Linked DNA regions of Homo sapiens: region 2 is linked to region 1. A link is an interaction called in ENCODE POLR2A ChIA-PET data of the cell type or tissue named here. Cell type or tissue: PC-9. All regions are shown on one strand.

The links. Peaks named below come from ENCODE experiments on the same cell type or tissue, not always from the same donor. Only the 100,000 strongest peaks of a DNase experiment are listed, where the experiment ranks them.
Region 2: POLR2A ChIA-PET joins it to region 1 with 30 read pairs; 2 of 35 experiments call an interaction of 5 or more read pairs at or near these places.

The regions. Positions count from the first base shown.
Region 1 is chr5:167,291,136-167,299,135 of GRCh38, reverse strand. All of the region lies in intron 3 of TENM2 (teneurin transmembrane protein 2), which reads right to left. TENM2-AS2 (TENM2 antisense RNA 2) reads left to right here. Exons shown (of 3, transcript NR_199036.1): 2 at 1,586-1,673; 3 at 2,593-2,724. Among named protein-coding and RNA genes, the nearest start is that of TENM2-AS2, 8.2 kb to the left of the region's middle. RefSeq lists enhancers at 777-1,482, 3,443-4,258, 3,283-4,482. In PC-9, no CTCF peak of the experiment used is centred here; DNase peaks (open chromatin) are centred at 3,285, 3,535 and 4,085; H3K4me3 peaks cover 821 bases; H3K27ac peaks cover 2,835 bases.
Region 2 is chr5:167,593,881-167,601,880 of GRCh38, reverse strand. The region is part of intron 4 of TENM2 (teneurin transmembrane protein 2); the gene reads right to left. Among named protein-coding and RNA genes, the nearest start is that of TENM2-AS4, 62 kb to the left of the region's middle. In PC-9, no CTCF peak of the experiment used is centred here; no DNase peak of the experiment used is centred here.

The DNA of each region.
Region 1 (8,000 bases):
TCCTTTAAAAACACACCTCACCAGGCTCAGCCACCAACTTAAAAAGGACTGGACAATACTTTTACCACTTTCCCTTCTCAGAAGTCAGGCCTGTCCTCGGAATGCTACAGGGTACAGCCCATTTGAGCTCCTGTATGGACGCTCCTTTTTATTAAGCCCCAGTCTCAGTCCAGACACCAGACCAACTCGGACTGTGCCCCCAAAAACTTGTCATCCCTACTATCTTCTGTCTAGTCACACTCCTATTCACCGTTCTCAACTACTCATACATGCCCTGCTCTTGTTTACACTGCCAGTTTACACTGTTTCTCCAAGCCATCACAGCTGATACCTCCTCGTGCTATCCCCAAACTGCCACTCTTAACTCTTAAAGTAAATAAATAATCTTTGCTGGCAGGACTATGCTGAATCTCCTTAGGCACTCTCTAATTAGATGCCCTGGGTCCTCCCAATTCTTAGACCTTTAATACCTGTTTTTCTCCTTCTCTTATTCCATTTAGTTTTTGGGTTTTTTGTTTGTTTGTTTGTTTTTTTGAGACGGAGTCTCGCTGTCGCCCAGGCTGGAGTGCAGTGGCACGATCTCGGCTCACTGCAGGCTCCGCCCCCTGGGGTTTACGCCATTCTCCTGCCTCAGCCTCCCGAGTAGCTGGGACTTCAGGCGCCCGCCACCTCGCCCGGCTAATTTTTTGTATTTTTAGTAAAGAAGGGGTTTCACCGTGTTAGCCAGGATGGTCTCAATCTCCTGACCTCGTGATCCGCCCCCCTCGGCCTCCCGAAGTGCTGGGATTACAGGCGTGAGCCACCGCACCCGGCCCCATTTAGTTTTTCAATTCATACAAAACCATATCCAGGCCATCACCAATAATTCTAAATGACAAATGTTTCTTCTAACAACCCCACAATATCACCCCTTACCACAAAATCTTCCTTCAGCTTAATCTCTCCCACTCTAGGTTCCCACGCCGCCCCAATCCCGCTCGAGGCAGCCCTGAGAAACGTCGCCCATTATCTCTCCATCCCACCCCCAAAAATTTTCCCCAACATTTTACCACTATTTCATTTTATTTTTCTTATTAATATAAGAAGACAGGAATGTCAGGCCTCTGAGCCCAAGCTAAGCCATCATATCCCCTGTGACCTGCACGTACACATCCAGATGGCCGGTTCCTGCCTTAACTGATGACATTCCACCACAAAAGAAATGAAAATGGCCTGTTCCTGCCTTAACTGATGACATTATCTTGTGAAATTCCTTCTCCTGGCTCATCCTGGCTCAAAAGCTCCCCTACTGAACACCCTGTGACCCCCACTCCAGCCCACCAGAGAACAACCCCCCTTTGACTGTAATTTTCCTTTACCTACCCAAATCTTATAAAATGGCCCCACCCCTATCTCCCTTTGCTGACTCTCTTTTCAGACTCAGCCCGCCTGCACCCAGGTGAAATAAACAGCCTTGTTACTCACACAAAGCCTGTTTGGTGGTCTCTTCACATGGATGCGCATGAAACCCACTATTTTAACAGAATCTTTCCCTACTGACTTCATCTTTCAACATAAATGTAACTTGATCATTTTCTTCCAATAGTAGGTCCAGATTCATCATTACTGCTTTGACTTTGAAGACGTTGGATCAATTAACATAATCAACTGTTACCTGTTACATTCCAAGCCAGGTACTCAAATTAAAACCTCACTTTTAATGTTTGACACAATGTGGGCTGAGAAGCAGGGGTGCCAGAAGAATCAGTCCACCTGCTTCTTCTGACTCAGAAACAAGGAGATGGACTATGGCACCAAGGGCTTGCAATGCCTAATACACCAGCAAATGATTACTCGATAGTGGTTTAGAAACACTACATAATGAGCTTCGGTTATATTGCATTTATTAACCTAAACCCCTGAAGAATCAAAAGACTCTATTATGAGCTTCTGAGTGAAAAGTGAGATTCTAAGTCACTATGCTAAGTATGAGGTCCTATAAGCTTGAAATGTCATCAGTTACCAAAGAAATATTATATTCTATAGAGTATGTCCTTTTGCACTCAAATCCCTTGAGACATTTTATTTATATAAAGATTTGGTTTTAAAAAATGCTGATGCCTGGGTCCTCCCTGCCACAGATTGGGATTTAATTGGTCTTGGGTGAGACTAGGACATGCAGACTTTTCAGAACTGCCCAGGAGAGTCCAATGAGTCACCACTGGTCTAGAAACAAAAATGACATGGACTGTGGCCACAGTCATTGTCCCCTTACTGCTCAGCTAGGACAACTCAGCACTTTGCTGTAGCCTCCCTGCTGTTCAGTCTCTGGGTTTGTGAAACAGAAAGTGTTAACTGGGTCAGCTCTTTGCAGAGCTTTTGCAGGGCAGACAAATGGAGTCAGAGTGCAAGCATTAAATGAAATGTCACTGTAAACTAGGAAGAATTTGAACCCAAAGCTGCCGCCAGGCAAACAGGGGTCTTTTGACAGCTGTTGGTGTCACCTGAACTTGCAGTCATTTTGAGAGGGATTTGTTTGGCCTATGGATACTTATCCTGCAGTTGACTGGATTTTATTTATTTATTTTCTTTCTTTCTTTTTTTCTTTTTGAGGACATTAAAGTAGTATGCCTCCCTTCCATCAATGCTCCAGTTGCAGCCAATATGTCCATTGAAACTAACTTAACTCGCTGGAACTACTCTCTAAATAAATTCACCATTTTGGTTCAAAGTGCTACAAACAAATTCAGTGCTTTCATTCCCCGTACATGGATCCGACTTTAACTGCACAAGGACAGAAGGAGAAGCACATATTATGAGGTGGCAGTGGACATGTGGGAATTTGAAAGAAAGTGCTTCAGACTATTTTTAAACTGAAATGTATCCCACTGGGACCGCAATTGCCCAGTGCCGACTATTCATAAATCAGGGTGAACACAAAGAGGCTTCACATTTTGTGGGTCTGGCCGAAGAGAAAGATCTGGGAAAGGAAGGAGAATCACAGATTTAGTTGAGTGAGAATGCATCAGAGCCCATCTGACTTTTCTCTGTGTTTTGTGTTTTTTTTCTTTTCCCCCCTCATTCTTGAAAAGATTTTTCTGTCTTGGAGAAAATGCATTAAACATAATGCTGATAGTACCTTTGGTAAAATATTCCAAATGTTATAAAAGTCTGTTGGACCTTATTAAATAAGTCTATATTACACTTATTTTTAATATTGTGGTGCACACTCAGTATTTGTTCTGATCATTCCCAGCAGAGATTTATTACTAAAGTAGATCTGACTTGAGGTTGAGTGGAAAGGAAGGCAGTCAGTGCAGGAGGAATATTGAGTAACTTGGTGGTGTGAGAGAGTTTGGCTGCAGCAGAGAAAAAGGGAGCTTGTGAGATGTGCATGCCAATTAAGGTGCTCAAGAAATGAACATGTATTCATTTCGAGTACACGCTAGCCCCTTCCTCTTCATATGTCCCTAGGGATGCTTCTGGAATTGCCAGAGCTGAAAATTAAATTATAAACCTAAAACATGACATTGAAAATGTAATGTCTCCTTTGATAATATCAGTGTGATGATTCATCAGTGGGTGGGGCAGTGCCACTCCTGGACACAGATTGTAAAGCATGGTAAGGCTGATCCTGGCAATTCTTCCGTCTCTCACTGTGCAGTTTTCCCAAAGGTTCTGGTCAGAAAGGCATCCCTGCACAGATCACATATGCACCAAAGCCCTCCTATACATACCGCAGAGTAGACAGCTGCAGAGACTTAACTGCAACATGTGGCACCAGCCAAGAGAAGCTGATAATATTGCATCACCAATAATCAGAAAAAGGAACTGTTAGTGCAACTCAACATGCTAGTGTCAGAGTAAATGGCAGAAAAGTTGTAAGTTGGCATTTCAAAATGTGAGATTTGACATTGTCATGCTGGACAGACATACCATCCACATTTTCTAAGTAGAGTCTGTTTCTGAGCTGTGCTTTCCATTTTTCTCATTAGAACAGGAAACAAGCCACTAAAAAGAGCAAATTCCCTGGTAGTTGCATCTATGAGTCAGAGCACAAAACTGCAGAGCCCTTTGTTTATTTCCCTATTCATAGGAGTCATAGAATCCATGTGCTATGTATGCTGAGTCACTCATCAAGAGAATAATAACAACAATAACAACCCATTAAGGGCTATAAAAATTCAGAGGGCAGGAAGCTTCACCAAAGACGTGAACCACAGGTCACACCCTGTGGGATGAATAGATTTGCAATAGGCAGAGAGGTATTCCACAAGAAAAAAATAGACATAGGAAGATCCGTGATATTTTTGCAATTGTGAGAGCTTTCAGAGGTTTGGCATATAAAATAAAGGCCTGAGAGGAATAGGACTGGTGTAAGACAGAAGGCAGAAACGGGGCCTGTGGCAAACTGAAATGTGAATAGACTGGCACTTGATTCAAAATTCTAAAGAAATCCATAGGCCAAATAAAACCTATCTAGGGGCCGAATATGTCCTATGTACATTAATTTTGTGGCCTCTGATTTAGGGGACATAAAGGAGGTCAACTCTGAGTGGTGGGATGGGGAATAAAACTCGCCCTGTGGAATGACAGGTCAAGTTTGCACTGAGTGAATAGCACATGTAAAGGAAAGTAAGGTGTTCTTTTTTTTCCCCCACTTGTTTCACAGGATTTTCTTCCCCTTCCTATTCCTTGAGTACCTGCACTGTCATGTGAACTTCTTATTTCTCTTCCTTGTACATTTTTTTCTCAGATGATCATACCAAGTCCCATGAAATTATTAGCTGTCAACTGCTAAATCTTTATCCAGCTCAAGCCTCTCTCCAGAATTTCAAGACTGGACAGCCACAGCCTATTAGACATCTGCACATGGAGAGCCTACAGGATACCTCCAATTCAAAAGGTTGACAGTTACCTATCCCATCTAACCCACAAACCAGGCCATCCTCTGTCTCAAGCCCTGGGGATTGATGGTAACATCTTGTCAGTTGCCATAACCAGAAACTTCAGGGATGTCCTTGACTTTTCTTTTTTTGCTTAGCCTGCTTACCCCATCAGTTGCAAGAAAGTATTGTTTCTATCTTCCAAACGTACTCAGCTTTGCAAATAAAGTTACCATTGGCAGGGATAAAACACACACTCAGTTGAACACACACACACACACACACACACACACAGAACTCACATCTACTTAGAGTCTCTGATTTATTTAGTCCATGATAGAGAACAAACAATGGTATCATGGTCCACACAGAGAAGGGGCAGATGCAGCATAATCTCTTCTCTATTTTTTCCTTGCCTGGGATCCGTATGAAGTGCTCTGTAGCTGGTGCTACCCTTTGCATAGGCAGGAATCTAACAAATTTTAAAAAAAAATCCAAATTTTTGTTGCAACACTACATTTTTTATACTTAGGTTTATGTCCAACATTCCAGAAGAACCTGAACTAACAATCTATGTACTTCCACTTAAGGGGTTATTTGCAAGCGTTGACCTTTCCTGGCTCTTTAAGTAAACTCAGCATCAGAAAGGCAATATTCTCTTTCCAAGAGAAAAAAGCAGTCAATGCCCAGGAGTCTCAGAACAGTATATCTGCCTCCACTTTTAAGGTATCCTAAAAAGCCAACAATCAGGGGCCAGGTGCGGTGGCTCATGCCTGTAATCCCAGCACTTTGGAAGCCCGAGGCGGGTGGATCACCTAAGATCAGGAGTTTGAGAACAGCCTGACCAACATGGAGAAACCCCGTCTCTACTAAAAAATACAAAAAAAAAAAAAAAAAAAAAATTAGCCGGACATGGTGACGCATCCCTGTAATGCCAGCTACTTGGGAGGCTGAGGCAGGAGAATCGCTTGAACCTGGGAGGCGGAGATTGCTGTGAGCAGAGATTGCACCATTGCACTCCAGCCTGGGCAACAAGAGTGAAGCTCTGCCTTAAAACAAACAAACAAACAAAAAAGCCAACACTCTTTTTATCTCAATAACATTTCTCAAACAATCTCTGCTATCCTAGTTCAGGCCACCAGGCTCCCTTGCTTAGATGAAGACACAACCTCTAACTGACCATCTTTCCTCTCTCCACAAGCTGAAACCAGCACTGTCTCCCTGAAATGTCTTCATGACTGTCTCTCTCTGCCACTCTAGCTCATCCAACCTACACTTCTTTGACATCCTTGGAACAACAAAATGTAGTCACCTCTGGGCCTTTGCACATGCCATGACTCTTGCCTGAACACTGTCTTGCCTCTTTGATTGTCCAACCTCCTCCCCATCCCTCAAATGTATGCAGGAATGCCACAATTTCTGGGATGCCATTCCGGACATAAATCTGGGTTAGAGGTCTCTCCAAAACCATCCAATATTATCCCTTTTGTAGTGTTTTTTATAAGGTACCTAGTTACATATCTGTTATATCTTACCATTTTAAAACTGCCAGGTTCTGTGAGGTTAGAAACCATGTTTACCTTTTTTTATTGTTGTGTCCCACAAATTGCAGTTGCCTTTTAGGAACCCCTGAAATATTTTTGAATCAATTTGAGGGAAGTGGGAAAAATAAGGCCGTGTTTTAAAAACTCAAAACTATCCATGTTATGGAAAACATGCCAGAGGAAAGAATTAGGGAAGGAGGCGATTGAAATGCTCAAGCAATTGTCCAGTGTTGAAATATTGGAAGCTGCCCATGGAATGAGAAACTTGAAACTGAGATAAATGAAGCAGGAATAATAGGTGTGATGTGGTAAACATCAATATAAAGGATCAAGAAAAAAGAGGCTTGGAAGACTTTATCTAAAATGCAAGGCTGTGATACCATTCCCCAAAGCTGAGAAATGAAAAACGGAAACAAATTTTGAGGGAAAGACAATTAAATTTCCCACTTGGATATGTAAAGATAAAATATTCCAAGGCCCAGTAGCAAAGTGGATGTGAAGCTTATAATATGGTTTGGCTGTGTCCCCACTCAAATCTCATCTTGAATTGTAGCTCCCATAATCCCCATGTGTGATGGGAGGGACCTGGTGGGAGGTAATTGAATCATGGGGGTAAGTTTTTCCCATGCTGTTCTCATGATAGTGAATAAGTCTCATGAGATTTGATGGTTTTATGAAGGGCAGTTCCTCTGTACAGGTGCTCTTCCCTGCCGCCATGTAAGATGTGCCTTTGCTCCTCCTTTGCCTTCTACCATGATTGTGAGGCCTCCCAGCCATGTGGAACTGTAAGTCCATTAAACCTCTTTTTCCTTATAAATTACCCAGTCTCAGGTATGTCTTTATTAGCAGTGTGAGAATGGACCAATACAGCTTAGATAGACTACAGAAAGGAAGCCTTAAACTTCAGCCTCACTAGCATTAGGAGCATTTGTTATCAGGCCAGTTAGTGTTTACAGTCTACTGCAGCTATCAGAGTCTTTCTTTCCTGTGCGGAATTCATTCCATCAGGTTTAGGAGGCACTCACTGTAAGCTATCTCCAAGCACAGGATAAACCTACATCCAAGATGTGGCCAGCTACAGCCGTAAAATGGTAGATATAGGTATCATCAGCATGTGTCCCATGCCAGGCCAGCCTGAATATCTACCTGGAGAATATTCTGCTGAAAACAGCAAAATAAACCCCAACCATATATATAAACAAGGGACTCTTTCCAGTGATGTTACCAAATGAGAAAATGTGAGAGTGGGGGTAATCAGCAGACATCTTCAAAGAGATCGCTCCAAAGAATAAAGCCAATATATGAGAATGAGAATCTTGTGAGAGATGATAAGTGTGAGGGCAGATGCTTTCTTAGATTACTGGTGATGTCTGCCAAAACATTACCCTTTCAAGTAAGCTAATTTGAACTGGGATACTATTGTTTGTAAATGAAAAAGTTTTCAGAAGCAGAAATAGTGGCCACTGAAGTCATATGAATAAGAGTGTTCTAAAGAAAGTGCTATGGAGAAGAAGAGTATAGGATTAGGGTGAAACTCTGGGGAATTTCCACTGAGAAAGAGCAGGAGAAGGAAGGTAATTCAAAGAAAGTT
Region 2 (8,000 bases), 300 kb before region 1:
TGAGAATTAGAAATTGGTTGCAGTGGAATGATATTGAATACAACTCCGGGGAAAATGTGTTTGCAATTTTTACTAAGCACTAGCATAAGCAAAAGGGGAAGATTTATAGCAATAAATTATATTAATCAACTAAGTTAATACATTATCTCAGTGATTCATAGGGTAACAATAACGAATAAGAAATTGGACTTTTAAAATATCCCAACCAGGTACAGTATTCCAGACATAAATTAAAGATTAGTTTGTAATCTATGAACACACTAAAATCAAGGACATTATTTCACATTTCTTAGCAGATATCCAAAAACACAGTTACTCTCTCATGGATCTTCTTGCTCCTTGAAGCTCACGGAGTAAATGTTAAATTAAACTTGTGTATACTCTGTCCTGTTTTTATGCTGCCCAAGTGCTGTTTTCAGGTGTAAAATATATGCAAGGAATAAGATGATACATTGTAGACCAGCATTGTCCCATATGGTAATCCCTCTTGCCACTTGTGGCAGTTTAAATTAGTTGAAATTAAAGAAAATTATAAATTCAAGTCCTCAGTCACACTACCACATTTAAAGTTCTCAATAGCTAAATGTGGCTAGTGCCTACTGTCTTAGAAATGTGAGTTTAGAATGTTTTCGTCACTGTGCGACAGGACGTTCTATTGAACACTCTCCAATGGCAAGCAAGCATCTATTATACCAGGAGTAAAGAACAAGTACCAGTAGCATGCAAATTATCTAGTGGGGTTTTACATTTTTCTGTTAATTAGGTATATTGGTGCAATTACTGCCCAAATGGATTGAAAACTTCACACGGGCAGGGCTTTTCTGCTTTGCTCTTGCTGTAACCTCAGAGCCTGGCAAAAGGTCCTGCATAAAGCTGGCACTTGATAAATATTTGATGAGTGAATAAATTATGCCATGAATGTCAAATGGCGATGCCAAATAATTTGAACAAAAGTATGTTTAAGGACTAATGAAAAAGAGACAAAATGCCGTTTAGTTATATATAAAGATAAATGTCTATTTTCCACAGTCTCATCTGTCTAGGAAAAACCCAGAAATCAATTCTACCCTTAACATATGTGGATCTTCTTGCCCAGATGAGCAAATGAACCCTAACTGTATCAGTTGAGGAAACTGTGAAATTAATTGTGTTGACATCTACTTGGGCAGAAAACAGTTAACCCAGCGTGACAGGGTTATGATAGTGACTGAAAATGCCTCTGAGGCCCTAGAGAAAGAGTTGTTTTCATTTCATTATGTCTGCCTTGATAATTATAACCAACTCATCAGTCCTGAGTTGAACACCACATATAATCACTTTCCTGCATATTTTTTGAAGGAGGAAGCATAATAAGGTAAAATCTGCAGACTAATTTATGACATTTGTGGATCTATTTTCAGGAAAAGAAAAACTACAAGGCAATGGGGGATGTTAAAACTCTCTTTTAAGTAGCATAGATTTTATTTAGAACTGTCCTTAAAATTAAGAAAAACATTATTTTTTATATAGAAAAGAGCAAGTACATCACACTAAATGCTTTCTCTATTAACAAAAAAAGGTTCTAATTTGCTGCCCAAATCAATCTTCTTTAATTTCATAAACATATTTTTTTAATGTAAAAATCCAATATTCAGTTAAATGCATAGAATAAAACAGGAAATACAGGAACATACCATTAGGGAGAACATATAAGGAAAAAGTTATCAGCCTAGTCTGAACATTAACATATTTTTGCAATAAAATAGCCTTGGGAAGACTTTTTCTCCTCTGAGTTCCACGTATCCTATAAATGAAGCAAACTCCGCCTCCTGGGTTCAAGCAATTCTCCCGCCTCAGCCTCTCGAGTAGCTGGGATTACAGGTACCCACCACCACGTCTGGCTAATTTTTGTGTTTTTAGTAGAGATGGGGTTTCACCATGTTGGCCAGACTGGTCTTGAACTCCTGACATCAAGTGATCTGCCCACCTTAATCTCCCAAAGTGGGAGACTGCAGGTGTGAGCCACCGCGCCCAGCCATGAAACCTTTAACGATATTCTCAGCCACTTCACTGTGCTTTTATACTCCACAAGTCATCTGTCAGCTATCACAGAATATTTCACTAATCAAAAAGCAGTGAACAATTTTCTAAAAAATCACCAAATCTCTGTGCTAAACACAACACAAAATCAATCAAATAAACAAATAAAAAAACCCAACAAAACCATCTGGCTATTCCACTTCAGGTCATACCAGCTAAAAATGGCATTAAATAAGATTATGAGCAACATGGTAAGGGCTCTTACCCAGAGGGATTCAAAACAAGAAAACAGGTTTCTAAGTTTTGCCACGGGGACCGCCAAACTATTTTTGCTGGCAGTATTTTCCCAATGGAATCAAACTGATCCATAGAAAATTCTTCACTTCCAGTTGGTGATTTGTTCAGATATAATCAGATTTGAATTATGTGGAAGAAACAGCACTTGAGAGTTATATGGTTTATTTTTAACTCTGAAACATTAGGTTGTAGGTGGTTTTGTAAAAAAAAAATCAATTAAAATGCCCATCTGCAAATTGGGAATCTGCATTTGTTTGTGAAGTTCCTAATTTAAGAGGATTGTTCTACCCTTTCTCTTTCTCTGTCGTTGAAGATTTCATACCCTACCTAATAAGACAACACACACTCAGCCCAAAAAATTTCCCAAGCCCTACCTTAAACTGCTGATCATTTTCCGCTATAAATTCTATATACAAAGCTATGCACAAAGATACAAGAAAGCACTCTCTTTCCACTAGCCTGGGTTTCTCTCCCATACATTGTTTTGCCTTTTAATGTCTGCTTCCATGTTCCTCTACTCCAAGCATTCATTTTATAGCTCAAAAGAATGCCTAAAAAAATTTCAACTGTCTTCTCAAGTGAAACAAAGCCCTTTAATCTTTGAGGCTTTGCTAGGAGAGCGCAGTTGCTCAAATGAAGTTCAAAAGAACCCTTAATGTAAGAACTTTCGTGATGGAGGGAGTGATTAACCTGCGGTATAAATTATGCTTGTCTAACTTAATTTCCAGTTTAAGAGAATCACTTTTTTCCCCTTTACTTTGATAACTGCCAACATTTACATTATTACTCATTGCCTCCGACATTAAAAAAAAAACAAAAACAAACTCTGATCATCATACCTTTAAGTTAAAATACTAGTGACTCCAAGAGAGTAGCTGTTTGTAGGAAGGTTGTGATTAGATGTAGTTTAAATTTCACAGTAGGTTTCTGAATTGCCATAAATACTCCACACATAACTTTCATGACGGTTTTCATTTTCCAACACGGGGTCACCCACGTAATAAAGCACAGTAATACCCTTCTTCTCTAGACATCACTTGCTATCCATATTTACCCAAGCTGGCAAAATGTAGAAAGATTATTCTTTGCAGCCTTTTTAATTACCAAAATTCAAGTTGCTTTTAAAATATCATAGTCCCCCTTGAGATTTCAGGAGAGCTGGAGATCACCATGGCAATAGGAAAATGGTGCCAGCCTCATGTTGGCACCGACTTGCTACACATCTCAGGAGACTTGCACATGAGGGAGAATTGAACTTGTGTAAAAAGCAGGCACTATCCCTTCAATCCTTTATTTTGGGAACAAAATGACAAATTTCATGTTCCAGAAGGTAAATAAGAGAATGTTGTAACCATATGCCTTCCTCTAATATACACAATTAAAATGCAATATCAATCTGCTCTCCTGGTACGTAAAGTAAAAATGGAAAGTTAACAGACAGTGGCTCACATATGATGTCCATGTGCCAGATTTGCCTCACTCCTTCATGCTTCACTGGTCTCCCGTGGACCAATCTCTCTGACTCCAAGAAGGGTTAATGCAGCTAAACTCATGGAATGTGGGTGTGATGGTGTTGTATTCTGTTATTCACAGGTTTGTTCATTCATTCTTTCAGTCAACATTGCCTGTCTACTCAGAATATGCCAGGCAGTAAAGAACTATAGGTGAATAACACAGCCCAGTGGAAGCAGTATATATGTGTGCACATGCATGCACATGTGTGTATGTATATGGGTAATTATGAGAGAATGAGGTTAGTGTGGTGGGAGAGATTTGTACAGAATACTATGAAAATATGGAAATATGACATGCATATATAAGTTTGAAAGTAAGATAGCATTCAGATATTAAAGTGTGACAAAACAAATCTTAATTATAATGTAATAACATAAAATTACACATATATATTAGTAGCACTGGAATTATCATTTGTCTCTCTGCTGTCCTCTCACCTGCTCCCCACCACCCTGACTCCTTATGGTGTCAAATGCCTATTTTATCTGTTCTGTTTAAAGTGAACCACTCCCAGTATCCAAGGAAAATTTTACATGTTCTCAAAAGCTTCGTGAAAGTTACATATGGGGATGGGGCATGGTGGCTCACGCCTGTAATCCCAGCCCTTTGGGAGGCTGAGGCAGGCAGATCACTTGAGGCCGGATTGCCTGAGGTCCAGAGTTTGAGACCAGCCTGGCCAACATGGTGAAACCCTGTCTCTACTAAAAATACAAAAAATGAGCCAGGCGTGGTTGTGCATGCCTTGTAGTCCCAGCTACTCAGGAGGCTGAGGCAGGAGAATCACTTGAAACTAGGAGGTGGAGATTGCAGTGAGCTCAGATTGTGCCACTGCACTCTAGCCTGGGCAACTGAGAAAAACTTTGTCTCAAAAAAAAAAAAAAAAAGAAAAGAAAAGAAAAGAAAAGAAATATGTATGGGTGTTTATGGCAAATTTGCCCCAGCAACTCTTGTCCTAGTGTCAGTATTTGGGCCAGGAGAAATCATCATAACTCCATGTGTGTGAGGACTGAAAACTGAAGGACTGAGCTCATGAACTTTTCGCATAAGCAGCCGGATTTAGAAAAGCCAGGCTCTGAACTGTCCCCTACAGGTGCTCTTGGGACCTCCAGTTCTATCCACGTTTTGTGTCCCCCGAAGGTGAACTGATTGCTGGAGAAAACCTTTCTTCCAAACCGAATGCAGAAGTCCTAATGGAAGAAGAGTTATCTCTTGATGCCTCTGCATTTTTTTCTTTTCTTCTTTTTTTTTTTTTTTGAGGCAGAATCTAGCTCTGTCGCCCAGGTTGGAGTGCAGTGGCAAGATCTCGGCTCACTGCAAGCTCCGCCTCCCGGGTTCACAGCACTCTCCTGCCTCAGCCTCCCGAGTAGCTGGGACTACAGGCGCCTGCCACCACGCCCAGCTAATTTTTTGTGTTTTTAGTACAGACGGGGGTGTTTCACCACGTTAGCCAGGATGGTCTTGATCTCCTAACCTCGTGATCCGCCTGCCTCGGCCTCCCAAAGTGCTGGGATTACAGGCGTGAGCCACCGCGCCCGGCCTGCATTTTTATTTTTTATTTTTTACCATTAACACAGAAAATTCACTGATGAAACAATAGAAACTAGCTCAATGTGATTAATGGGAATTGGCTCAAGACATTCTTGGAACTGAGGGTTTGTAGGGAGGTCCTTGGGGGGGACAGTCCAGTAGGATGGAGAGAACAGGGTTAGACAGAGTCAAAGCCAGGCCTCCTGCTTCCGACTGTGGGGCACCGTAGACAGTATTCAGGCTTTCGGGGCCTCTGTTCCTTCATCTAGAAAATAGGGACAATATTTACTTTTCAGAGTTGTTGATGTTTACTTCAGATAATGACAGTAAACGGTCTGACACCTAATTAGCACTAATCAGTGTTGCTATTCCTGTCGCACCCCCAATAGTTGTTGAACCATCTAACATAGAACTTGCCATCATATGAAGAGGACTGGGGCATGCTGAACAAAATAGCGTTAGGAGAAAAATTCAAGTCTGAAGGGCAAAATCAAATAAGGGGGGTTAGGTTTTGCTTCCATTAACAATATCCTTAGGTAGATGTGAACATTTACACACTGAAATTACATTTAAACCAAACAGTCACTCTGTCTTTCCAGTAATCCCCATGCTTAGTGACTGCAATGAAGTTTTTCTTCCTTTATTTTATGGGGGAGGAGAGGGAAGGGAAACACGGTGGATAAAGCTTTACACAAGGCTGTTCTTGCTGAGGATTTAAACAAGGATCTATTTGTACATTACAAACAGTAAGTGCAAATACTCTTACCAACCCTAGATCTGAAGTTCAATGTCAAAACCAGCTGTTAGTTTGTGTGTCATGTTTTGATATAAGAGGCTTCCTTCCTCAGACACAAATAAGTCTGAAATTGCTAAAGGAATACTAAACAACTAACGAAATCCAAATGGCTCTCTATTTATTCTCCTCAATGAGAACAGCAATACAAGACGTATCTCATGAATACTTGAGGGCTAGTATTTTTTGAGAAAGTAATTGGATTGAAAATTAATCTTTTGTTTCAGAATAGGTCTGTTTGCTGTGAATCTTGCTGAGGTTAGACTTCATGTCAAAAACCTTGATCATGGGACAAAATCCAGTCAGTTTCATCTCCTCCATCATCCCAATTTGCTGAGTAAGTCATTTTCTTTCTCTGGGCCTCGGTTTCCTCTTATTTCAAAAGCCAGCTTTGGGCTCGATATTTCTTGGCACCTTAAGAGTTTCTGTGGTTCTAAATGACTAACAAAGGTAAAAAGTAATTTTACATCTTATAGTCTTTTGATTCCATTTTACTGACATTTCTTCTGATTGTCTCTTTCCCTGGTAGCTTTTCCCTCCTTTTCCCTTTTTAATAAGTGAGAGGCTGTCTTGAGAGACAGTAGCTGCTCATGTAAAAGAAGATTTATCTGATAATAAGGTGAGATGATTATCTTAAAACCTTGAAACTGATGTTCTCCAAATGAAGAACCCAGAAAGGGCTGCTTGATTTTGCACTGATCAGTCCTGGCAGTTTCAAATGAGTAATTTTAGTTGCAGGACCATTAGAAGATTTGGAAACATTCTATTTTCATTTGAGCTGGGGTCAGGACAAACATAATGCATTTCAAACTGCCAGAAACAATCAACCTTTCACTTCCTAATCTGTGTTTGTAAGTAAAATTGCAAGGGCTTTGGTGTATCAAAAATAGTGTGGCATAAGTGAACGGATCAGATTTTCCTCTTAGTCATCTGGGATAACATATGATCGAAGACAGACAATCCCCGCTTGAGGTTAGTTCTTTCTATTTGAAAAGACACCAAAGTGCACAATCCTCTCTCCTTTGCTATCTGAATCCCTGACCCTATAAAGATAAATGACAAAGAATGCCTCAAAATTGCGATTACATTACAAACATTCAATTCTGATTCTAGGCTTTAAAGATTGCTCTTTTTAACAAATAAAAACATTGTAATTTACATTAAACAAAACATGGAAATTACATATCTGTACAGAAGGACAGTTGGATGCAAACACTATTTCTAAATTGAATGTCCTGATAGAATCTGATTTCCAATATCTAGAAGAGAGATTTGTTTCATGACAACCCACATTTCTAGAGCCATATTCAGCTACTACATTGCCATGTGGGTTAGACTAAGCATTATATTTTTGTAGATTATATGTTTTAAAGATTAAAATAAAATACCATGTGCTTTCTCAAATTTGCATCTCACATATTGCATTTAGGTGCAAAGTCTGATGTTATCTATCAATGGGGAATACAACTTCTATGGCTAAAGACAGAAGGAACAGAAAGCTGACACCTGGCATTGTATCATATGATCTTAATACAGTTTAATTTTAGTAGTGGGTGCATCAAGCCAGATTTCCAATCCACTGACATATTTAAGGAATTTGAGTTTTTCTTAAATACTGTATATTTTTAAATTGCTTCAATTTTATACAATGTTCATTTCCATCAAGCAGGGAACATACAACTTAAAGAATGTTCATGAAAAGAGTCTAAGTATGCATGAGGAACATCACATTTCAGCAAAGACAGGTACCTCAGTCATCTCTAAATCTACATGTGGTTGTCACCCAATGACAGCTGCATGATATTACTAGCATGTTTTGCCCACAACATGGATATTTCACTGAGGCGAG